Regions from separate parts of the Homo sapiens genome. Here region 2 is linked to region 1. The links are chromatin contacts, found by Hi-C or POLR2A ChIA-PET in ENCODE. All regions are on one chromosome and are shown on one strand. Each heading gives the region's core, a stretch centred on a gene start or an enhancer-like site at or near the end of the contact. The rest is flanking DNA. Distances are from core to core; before and after follow the strand shown. Region 1 holds the start of TXNRD1 (thioredoxin reductase 1). Region 2 overlaps CHST11 (carbohydrate sulfotransferase 11).

The links. A loop is a pair of places that touch in the nucleus more often than their neighbours do. ChIA-PET counts read pairs that join two places held with the same protein, here RNA polymerase II (POLR2A). Pooled maps may share reads with other maps.
Region 2: a pooled map shows a loop between it and region 1 (4-fold over the local background). The contact joins the enhancer-like site here to the promoter of TXNRD1 in region 1. A Hi-C loop is called at or near these places in 1 of 168 maps with a recorded cell type or tissue (A673) and 3 of 50 pooled maps. POLR2A ChIA-PET finds 5 or more read pairs at or near these places in 1 of 52 experiments (WTC11).

Annotation. Positions count from the first base shown.
Region 1 is chr12:104,212,600-104,217,984 of GRCh38, forward strand. It overlaps TXNRD1 (thioredoxin reductase 1), which reads left to right and starts at 3,180. Exons shown (of 17, transcript NM_001093771.3): 1 at 3,180-3,294. The coding sequence starts at 3,204. RefSeq lists enhancers at 2,956-3,572, 3,573-4,188 and a silencer at 3,043-3,132.
Region 2 is chr12:104,639,856-104,645,240 of GRCh38, forward strand. All of the region lies in intron 2 of CHST11 (carbohydrate sulfotransferase 11), which reads left to right. Among named protein-coding and RNA genes, the nearest start is that of MIR3922, 51 kb to the left of the region's middle. RefSeq lists enhancers at 3,362-3,411, 4,309-4,358. Within about 2 kb of position 2,725, at least 6 of the 41 ENCODE cell types and tissues checked have a DNase peak (open chromatin) inside an H3K27ac peak, as active enhancers do.

The DNA of each region.
Region 1 (5,385 bases), core at 1,930-4,429:
AAAAAAATTAAAAAAATTAAATCTCAAAACAAAGTTCCCAGGGAAACATTCTTTTCATGTATAGGAATTAGTGGAGTGTGATGTCATAGTAATAAGAGAGGTTAGTGGTTAAGAGCAGAGGCTTGGAAATTAGGAAACCTGGATTTCAGTATCAAGCTGTGTGATCCTGTGCAATTAATCCCCTAAGCATCAGGATTCTCCTCTGTAAAATAGGAATAATAAGAGACCCTTCTAAATGTGGCTCTTGCAGGAAAAACATGAGATAAGCATACTTTTATGCCAGTAAAGGACTTAGCAGGATGCCTGGCTCGCCGTAAGTACCCAACAAATTGTTGGCTATTATAAATATGATAGGATGACACAGGTAGGCACATGACTCTCAGATACTTTTGCCTAGGTGTTTAAAATAACAGGAAAGCCATCATCTTAGTTAAATACATGTACTAAATAGAGAAAAATACATGACAGCCACAGTTGGAATTTTGATGATAAAATGGTAATTTTAACATAAATTGAATAGCATATTTAAAAAAAAAATCTCTGAAACAGTCATTCCAGTGGAACCAAGGAACTGTAGACCTGGCTCGCAGAGGGAGGGAACTTTGCTTTTAAAGGGTCCTGGCTTAGTTGCATTAGTTACTACAGACACCAAACACTTGGATGAAGTTGTTATTAGGATTTACTTTAGGGCCGGGCACGGTGGCTCACACTTGTAATACGAGCACTTTGGGAGACTGATGCAGGTGGATCACCTGAGGTCAGGAGTTTGATACCAGATTGACCAACATGGTGATACCCTTTTTCTACTAAATACAAAAAATTAGGCAGGCATGGTGGCTGATGCCTGTAATCCCAGCTACTTGGGAGGCTGAGGCAGGAGAATCACTTGAACCTGGGAGGTGGAGGTTGCAGTGAGCCAAGATTGTGCCATTGCACTCTAGCTTGGGCAACAAGAGCAAAACTCCATCTCAAAAAAAAAAAAAAAAAAAGAAAGAGAGAGAGAGAGATTTACTTTAGCTTTGTGCAATGTCTGTTATTAAAAGCCTTTGGTGGCCGGGCACGGTGGCTCATGCCTGTAATCCCAGCACTTTGGGAGGCTGAGGTGGGTGGATCACAAGGTCAGGAGATTGAGAACATCCTGGCTAACATGGTGAAACCCCGTCTCTACTAAAAATACCAAAAAAAATTAGCGTGGTGGTGGACGCCTGTAGTCCCAGCTACTAGGGAGGCTGAGGCAGAAGAATAGCGTGAACCCGGGAGGCGGAGCTTGCAGTGAGCCGAGATCGTGCCACTGCACTCCAGTCTGGGCAACAGAGCGAGACTCCATCTCCAAAAAAAAAAAAAAAAAAAGCCTTTGGTTCAGTTTTATTTGTTTTCTGTGTTTAAGCAAATAAACACCCAGTGTTTTCCAAGAGCATTTTGACTCTGGGCTGCTCTCCAGAGAAGCAGGATATAAGCTTGTCCACAAACCCAAATGAAAACAAAGGGCCCACACAATTGCCACGCATCTGGTGACCAGACAAGTTCACTAAATCTCAGCTGGGGTGGAAGTTCCTTGAGACCAGGGAATTTGAGTCACCTTGTAACCCTAAACAAAGCCAGGCATAAGTTGGATGCTTACCATATGTTAGTTAATTGAAAGAAGGAAAAACAGAGCACTGCACTGATAGAGAACAGTGACTGTGCACCTGATGTGCCGCAATGTGGTTTGGTGTTAAAAAAAATCACTCTCATTCATTACTAGTAGGAGTTCAAATGGGAACCACAGTTCCAAAAAAGCAATTTTGGCAACGTGTAATGACAGCCTTAAAACTATAAACACAAAGATGTTCCCTGCAGCCTTATTCATAATTTTTAAAAATAAAAAACAAACTAAACATCTAATAATAGGCTATGTAATCGTCCAGTAGCTCTAGTGGATGGACTATTACATTATTATAATTATTCAAATTAATATTTTCCCGCTTCTTCCCTGCTTTCCTTCAAGAGGTGGGGGAGGCCACCTGGCCCAAGCTGAAGGCCAAGATACAAGAAAAAAATGCAAAGGTTCTATTTTGGCAGCGTTTACATGGGCAGGGTGTCGTGGGGAGGCTGGCGGAGGGAGTGGGAGCAGGTGACAGAGAATATAGGGTAAGTTAGAAGGCTCTCAGTGCTGGTAAAAATAAAATAGAGTAAAGTAAAGGGTGGGGGTAGAGTTGAGGGGGGCGTGATCAGATTTCTGTTCAAATAGGATGGTCTTTTTGCTGTGAACTTAAGACTGCTCTAAGGCCAGGCGCAGTGGCTGACGCCTGTAATCCCAGCACTTTGGGAGGCCGAGGCGGGCGGATCACAAGGTCAGGAGATCGAGACCATCCTGCCTAACACGGTGAAACCCCGTCTCTACTAAAAATACAAAAAATTAGCTGGGCATGGTGGCACACGCCTGTAGTCCCAGCTACTCGGGAGGCTGAGGCAGGAGAATCGCTTGAACTTGGGAGGCAGAGGTTGCAGTGGGCTGAGATCGCGCCACTGCACTCCAGCCTGGGTGACAGAGTGAGACTCCGTCTCAAAAAAAAAAAAAAAAAAAGACTGCTCTAAAAAATAAAGTGTATTAAAAAGAAACTACGATGTTCAGTGTATGCTTCATCTACGGTCAAAGAGGCAAAGACTGAAGTGACAGTGGAAGCCAGGTGGTTATCTGGGAGGCTTACAAGACTATGTGATAGTATGGAAAATACTAGTATTAAGTGAAATGCTGGATGCAAAACTATGCATAGAGGGGAAAAACTGGAAAGAAATAGTAAACACAGCAAAAGTAGTTTGTGTGAAGGATAAATTTTTTAAAATTATTTTTTGTAGAAACAGGGTTTCTCTACATTGCCCAGGATGGTCTCAAACTCCTGGGCTCAAGCGATCAATCCTCCCACCTCGGCCTCCCAAAGTGCACAGGTGTAAGCCACCGCGCCCAGCCGAAGGATAAGGATTTTGGGTGGTGCGCTCTTTTCTCCTTTCCATTTCTGCATTTTCCAATTTACCTTTAGCGACCGTTCTTTCCTGTTAAAAAAAAAAAATTCACGACCTTGAAGAAGATACACGGGCTATGACTTCGCTGTTGTCACCGAGCGCCCCGCCCACCGCGTTCTCCGACCCGCGGCCGGCAGGGGGCTCGCGGCCTCCGCCAGGCGTCCTTCGGCTCCGTCAGTTCCCACAGGGCCTTGTGCGACATGGGCTGCGCCGAGGGCAAGGCAGTGGCGGCGGCCGCCCCAACGGAGCTGCAGACGAAAGGCAAGAACGGCGATGGCCGCCGTAGGTCAGGTACGACCGAGGGCGAAGGCCTGGTCCCCAGGTCGACGGGCCGAAGCGGGCCTTCCGGCCGGGGTTGGGGATAAAGTGCCCCGGAGCCCTGGCCTTGAAGCCCCTCACTGGAGTCAGTGACTGACCGCGCGCCACGCTGGAGACCCCAGAAACGCTCCCCCAGGTCACCCCGGGAGACGGAGGCCGGCGGCCGGCCGAGGGCTGCCCCGCCCGCTGGCTGTGAGAGAGGTGGGAGGTGGAAGGAGGAGCGGGCCCGCCGCGAGGACCTGCCCGGAAACCTGTCGGAAACCGAACCGAGATCTCGGCAGCGACCCGCCTGATTTCGCTCAGGGCCCGTTAGGGCGTCCTCTTCCTACAAGCACCGTGTTTCCAATGAAAGGTTACGGGGGAAGCGACCAAACCGACAGCCGAGTCCGGGGGTGCCCCTTCACCTCTCCAGAAGCCCCCGGCCCACTCCCAGCATCCTCCTCCATCGAGAATCTTGTCCGACACGCCTTCCCGGCCCCCTTTCTCCATCCCCTTGAATTTTGGGCACATTTCTCCCACCATCATCCCGCTTTATCCTTTCACTTGTTCTTCCAGAAGAGAAAGCTCCCAGTCTCTTCTCCATTGTCCGGATAATGCCAATAATGGCTAGTGGTTACTAAGCACTGACATGAGAGGGGCCTTTGGAAGCACTAGACATGGGTAATAATCTTGGTTCATGTTTCCAGCCATACTGAGAGATTTATCATAAACCCCATTATACAGATGAAGAAACTGAGAAGCAAAGAGGTTATAAAACTTACCCAAAGCACACAACTAGTAAGTGGAAGAGCTGGGATACCAGTTGAGGCCATCTGACTCAAAAGCCCTGGTCATAGTCATATGGCCGCCTCCACCTTTTTTATAGGCTTGAGAAAGTGAGGCTCCAAAAAGTGCCTTGCCCAATGGCTAGAATTATTAAATGCTGTAGGATCTGCCTCTTTCAAAGGCTTACAGTTTAGTTACAAGGCAGCATATGGTGAAGGGCTAAAAGGAGTGGTAAAAACAGCCAAGTGGGGATGGCAGCTCCCATAGATGAGGTAGGATTTGGTAGAGGTGTCTGAAGGGAGAACATTCTTGTTAGGGGAAGCAGCCGGTGAGACCATGCTAGAGATAGGGAGGCCTGTATATCCTGCTGGAGTTAAGGACTTGGATTAGGGGAAGGGAAGAATAAAGGAACAGGGTAGGAGCAAGGTCAGGCAAGGTCCAGGTCAGGCAGCTAATTTGTGGCCATTAGTACAATGAAGGAGTTTGAGCAGGTGCATCCCAAATTGACGTTTCATGTGCCATCCTCAGGATCTTCTTGATATCTATGTCCTTCCATTTATTTACTGTTTTTCTTTAGCTACATTCTTTTTGTGTGTGGTTAAAAAAAAAAAATTTACCATCTTAACAATTTTGTTTTTTTTTTTTTTTTAGTTTCGCTCTCGTTGCCCAGGCTGGGGTGCAATGGCGCCATCTTGGCTCACCTCAGCCTCCACCTCCCAGGTTGAAGCGATTCTCCTGCCTCAGCCTCCCAAGTAGCTGGGATTACAGGCATGCACCACCACGCCTGGCTAATTTTGTATTTTTAATAGAGACAGGTTTTCACCATGTTGGTCAGGCTGGTCTTGAACTCCTGACCTCAGGTGATCTGCCCACCTCAGCTCCCCAAAGTGCTGGGATTACAGGCATGAGCCACTGCACCCAGCTGACCCTAACCGTTTTTAAGTATACAGTTTTCAGCAGTATTAAGTATATTCACATTGTTGTGAAGCAGATCCCCTGAACTTTTTCATCTTGCAAATCTGAAACTCCATGCCAACTCGTTAACTTTTCATTTGCCGTTTCCCCCAGCCCCTGGTATCCATCATTCTACTTTCTGTTTCTGTGAAATTTGGCTACTTTAGATTGCTTATATAAGTTGGTATCATACAGTGTCTGTCTTTTTGTGACTGGCTTGTTTCACTTAGCATACTTGTCTTCGAGTTTCATCTGTATTGTAGCATGCGACAGGATTTCCTTACTTTTTAAGGCTGAATAATATTCCATTGTGTGTGTGTATATGTACATACACACACACATATA
Region 2 (5,385 bases), core at 1,475-3,974, 430 kb after region 1:
TATACAGAGAACTCTTAAATTCAACAATAAGAGAACAAACAGCCCAGTTAAAAATGGGTGAAAGATACAAACAGATGTCGCCAAAGGAGATCTACAGATGGCAAGTAAGCATAAGAAAGGATGCTCTACATCATATGTCGTTAGGGAATTACAAATTAAAACAAAAATGAAATAACACTTAATACCTATTAGAATGTCTAAAATCCAAAACACCAGCAACACCAAATGCTGGTGAAGACATGGAGTAACAGAAATCTCATTCACTGCGGGTGGAAATGCAAAATGATACAGCCCTTTTGGAAGACAGTTTGGCAGTTTCTTATGAAACTAAACATCCTCTTATCATGTGATCCAGCAGTTGCACTCCTTAGTATTTACTCAAATGAGCTAAAAACTTATGTATCCACAAAAATCTGCACACAAATGTTTATGGCAGCTTTATTCATAATTGCCAAAACTTGGAAGCTACCATGATACCCTTATACAGGTGAAGGGATAAACACACTATGATGCATCCATACAACAGAATATTATTCAGCAATCAGAAATATGCCATCCAGCCACAAAAAGATATGGAGGAACCTGAAGTGCATATTACTAAGTGAAAGAAGTCAATCTGAAAAGGCTACGTTCTGTATGATTCCAACTATATGACATTCTGTAAAAGTTGGCAAATGTCTGTAAACAGCAGTAAATGACTATGGGGGCAGTAAAAAGATCAGTGGTTGCCAGGGTTTCAGGAGGTGGGGAGAGGGATGAACAGGAAGAGCACAAGGGATTTTTAGGACAGAAAACTACTCTATGCAATGCTTTAATGGTGGATACATGACATTACACAAAGAATGAAGTCTAATGTAAACTATGGACTTCAATTAATAAGAATGCATTGACAGTGGCTCATCAGTCACAACATATGTACCACACCAATGCAAGATATTAATGATAGGGACAGGAGGCAGGGAAATTCTGGGCAGAAGAGGGTTGGTCCCCAGCGAGGTCCCTACCCTCAAGCTGAAAAGCCTAATACTGTAGCCCAAAGTGAGACCTTACATCCCTGTTTTCCCGCTCAAATGTTGCCTGCCCCGACCCCCATCCTGTGCCCATAAATACCCCAGGCTCAGCCAACAGAGAGGGGAGAAGCAGCTGGACATTGGAGACTACAGTTGGATGTCAGAAGCAGCTTGACTTCAGAGGGACAGCTTGATGGCATAGCTTTAGAGATGAGTCCAATCGGGGACCACTGGACTCCAGGGGAAAATTACCTTCCCACTCCTTCCCCTTTTTAGCTCCCCTTCCTGCTGAAAGCCACTTTCACTGGCAATAAAATCCCCCACATTGGCCATCTTCAAGTCATTTGTGTGACCTCATTCCTCCTGGATGCCAGACAAGAACTCAGGTGCCACAAATGTGAATGCAAAAGGGTGTCTGTCACATGGACCATCCACTGAGCTGTTAACACTTAATCTGTCCATGGATGGCAAAGCTAAAAGGGCACTGTAACACTTCTTCCGGGGCTTCAGGGGTCATGGACACCCTCCCCTAGATGCTGCCACAGGGTCAGTACAGAGTTCGCTCTTGCTGGCACCCAAAAGCGTTCACCCCCACCTCCTGCACCCATTCACCTGTGTTCCCCCTCCTCTGAGGGGTGGAACAGTGAGTGAGTGGAATTTGCCCCTGCCAGCACCCATGTACTCCAGTTCCTGCCTGCAAAGGGGTCAGGGAAGTATCCTGCTTCATTAATAATGGGAAACTGGGGGTTAAGGTATGAGTGTATGTATATGGAAGCTCTATATACTTTCCACTCAATTTTTCTGTCAACCTAAAACTGCTCAAAAAAGAGAATCTATTAATTTAATTAAAAACAAAACTGGGTGGACCCTACCCACCTTCCTACCAGCAAACATGAGAAGGAGGATGGCTGTTCCCCAGTGCTGACGGGGGCACTCAACCTTCTGGGGGCAATTTAGCAATGGATAAGAAAATAAAAAGTCTGTAATCACCTTGATCTGGCACTTCTAGGAGTTTATCCTAAAGCCATGGTTCTCAACCAGGGGGGATTTTGCACCCCATCCACCCCAGGGAGGACATTTGGCAACATCCGAAGATAGTTTTGATTGTCAGAGCTGGGGAGCTGCTACTGTCCTCTAGTGGGTTGAGGCCAGGGATGCTGCTGAACGTCCTATGGTGCACAGGACAATCCTTACAACAGAGTCATCTGATCCTGTACGTCATTAGTGACACTTCTGAGAAGCCCAAATGAGGAACTGGGTAGGTACATAGTACTCATCTCAGTATTGTTCACAGTAGTGAGAAATTAGAAATGATCAAAATATCATGTGGCAGTAATTAAAGGATGGTATATCCATACTATGGGATCCTGTGCAGCCTTTAGAATGGCAGTATGGGAGTATGATCTCTAATATGAAAAAAAATGCTCATGAGACATACATGAAAAAAATTACAAAGCGACATGCATAGAAGAATTGTATCATTGTAAAGACAGAGTACCTATGCGCATTTCTTTTTTTACTTTTTACAAATTAATTTGATTTTTTTAAATTTTGAGACAAGGTCTTGCTGTGTCGCCCAGGCTGGAGTGCAGTGGCGCAATCGTGGCTTACTGCAGCTTCATCCTCCCAGGCTCAAGCAGTCCTCCCACTTCAGCCTCCTCAGTAGCTGGGACTACAGGCGTGTGCCACCATGCCTGGCTAATTTTTGTATTTTTGTAGAGATGGGATTTCACCATGTTGCCCAGGCTGGCCTAGAACTCCTGGGCCCAAGCGATCCTCCTGCCTCAGCGTTCACAAGTGTTAGTATTACAGCTATGAGCCACTACACCCAGCCTGTTATGTATCTCTGAGAAGACACATAACAAAATCTCAAGCCTGTGTCTAGGTGGTTGGAATATAGGTGGTTTTTAACTTTTAAAATTATTTTGGGGATTTAGATTTTTTTTTTTACAATGAACATTTATTACTTTTATAATTAAAACAAGAATACTTTTTAAAATTAAGAAATTATGCAACTAGATATGTAGTCAAGTAGAGGTTGCTTAAATACTAAGGTTTATTTTCAACTACTAATTACTTTCAAAAGTATTTTAAGGAACACATTGTCATACCAATTAGATGCCCACTACATGCAGGTTTTGTACATTTCATTTACTTCTCAAAAAGCCGTGTTGTAGGCTGGGCATGGTGGTGCACACCTGTAATGCCAGCACTTTGGGAGGCTGAGGCGGGAGGATCACTCGAGGCTGGGAGTTCAAGACTAGCCTGGGCAACATAGTGAGACCCCTGTCTCTACAAAAAAATTAAAAAATTAGCTGGGCATGACGGCACATGCCTGTAGTCCCAGCTACTTGTGGGAGGCTGAGGCGGGAGGATAGCTTGAGCCCAAAAATTTGAGGCTGTAGTGAGCTATGATTGTGCCACTGTGTTCCAGCCTAGGCAATAGAACAAGACCCTATCTCTTAAAACAAAGCAAAACAAAAAACCGCAAACCTTGTTGTTGCTCCTCACCACCCATTTTAGAGATGAGGAAGCAGAAGTTTGGAGGGTTAGATACGTCAGATGCAGAGATGGGGTTCTACCCTGTGTTTTCAAAGTCCAAGTCTTTCCCTCTGTACCATGGTAGGGGCAGTGTGCCACTGTAGTGGGTAGCGTGTTTGTGTGGGATTATCAGTAACAGATTTCTTCCAATATGCTCTTTTCAAGAACTCCAGCACATTTAGGGGATTTCCATTTGAGGAACTTAAGAGGACATTCAGAGACTTTTTCTTCACACACACACACACACACACAAAGTTCTCATGACTTTTTTTTGTTGTTGCACTTGAGGAGTTTTTCCTATCTGGAAAATTCCTTTGCCTGGAATGGCTTATTCTAGATCAGGGATGGAAACATCAGTTGTGCCTGAGAATCTGGTCTGGGTCTCATGAGCGTGTTTTCCAGCTCCTGGAAAGCCAAGACTTCACTGTTTTAACCCAGGGTAAGAAGGGACCTCTCTAGAACATTTCTCAGCTGTCATCTCATAAAGAGACTTGTCAAACCTGATTCCTCTGGTACCAAGAGGAAGCAATTTGAATTTTCTTATTTCCTCTGGAGTTTAGGGGTGCAGTTAGCAAACAAAGGAACCTCTTAGGTCTCTCTGCCTTTGCTATCTGCTAGTGGAGACTGCTTTTCTTGGACGGTTTCTGCAAGGAGCTGTCCGGCCAGTTGTGGATTGGCTCACGGGATGGAGAACTGCTTCCTCTGAAGAGAGGGACTTCTGCTTCCTCCTCACTGTGCTTATTGCTGCTCAGAGGCTGCTGGGAAATCTCTGCCGCAGCCACCCTCCCAGCGTGCACCTCCTGGATATCTGTCCATGGAAGCTCCTGGACACCCCCTACCTTCCCTGCATCTGGGTGGACTCCCGCATGCACTTGCTGCATTTCGTCTCAGGTTGCCTTTTGACTCTCCACCGCTTATGATTCCACTCGGTGGCCTCCCTACTGATGTCTTTCCTCAGCCATCTTGTAAGTGGTTTCTCCTTGGTTCCAGCCCTCACTGAGGCCAGATTCTGTTTCCTGCCTTCAGTGTCTAACGTGTGGCCAATCCTCTTTCTTCAAAGGCAGAGTGGCCCTGCTTGCATCTGCCAAAAAGACACACCTGGGCTCCCTGCAGCTGGCGTGGTGCTGCCTGGGCATCCTGCCAAGCCAGCATGCCCTCTTTCTAGGGGAGCTTTCCTGCTTCTGGTTTTCAAATCCTTGAAGCAGCACTGGGGAGGCGATGAAGAGGGTCAGGTTTGGAGTCTCTGGCTGAGTCCTGGCCCTGGCCCTGGCAGGCAGAGTGCAGCTGGGGTGGTTCTGTCTCAGAGCCCGGTGGCAGACTGACCAGTGTAGGTAGGGGAAGACTGGCTGGACCTCCATCTCAGATCTGTCCCTTGAAAGTAGGGTTGGGATGAGACCCCTTAGAGGCTTCAGTCTGGAAGATAGTGCAGGAGCAGAGCTGGTAGGATTTGCTGTAGAGACCAGCCCTGTGCTGGAACAGGCCCATGGCTTATCTGCATGAAACCTGAGGACAGATCACTGCAGCGAGCCTTCTTCCACTTTTTTTGTTTTGTTTTGTTTTTTGAGACAGAGTCTTGCACTGTCATCCAGGCTGGAGTACAGTGGCATGATGGCTCACTGCAAGCTCTTCCTCCCAGATTCACGCCATTCTCCTGCCTCAGCCTCCCAAGTAGCTGGGACTACAGGCACCCGCCACCACGCCCGGCTAATTTTTTGTATTTTTAGTAGAGACGGGGTTTCACCATGTTAGCCAGGATGGTCTCGATCTCCTGACCTCGTGATCTGCCCACCTCGGCCTCCCAAAGTGCTGGGATTACAGGCGTGAGCCACCACGC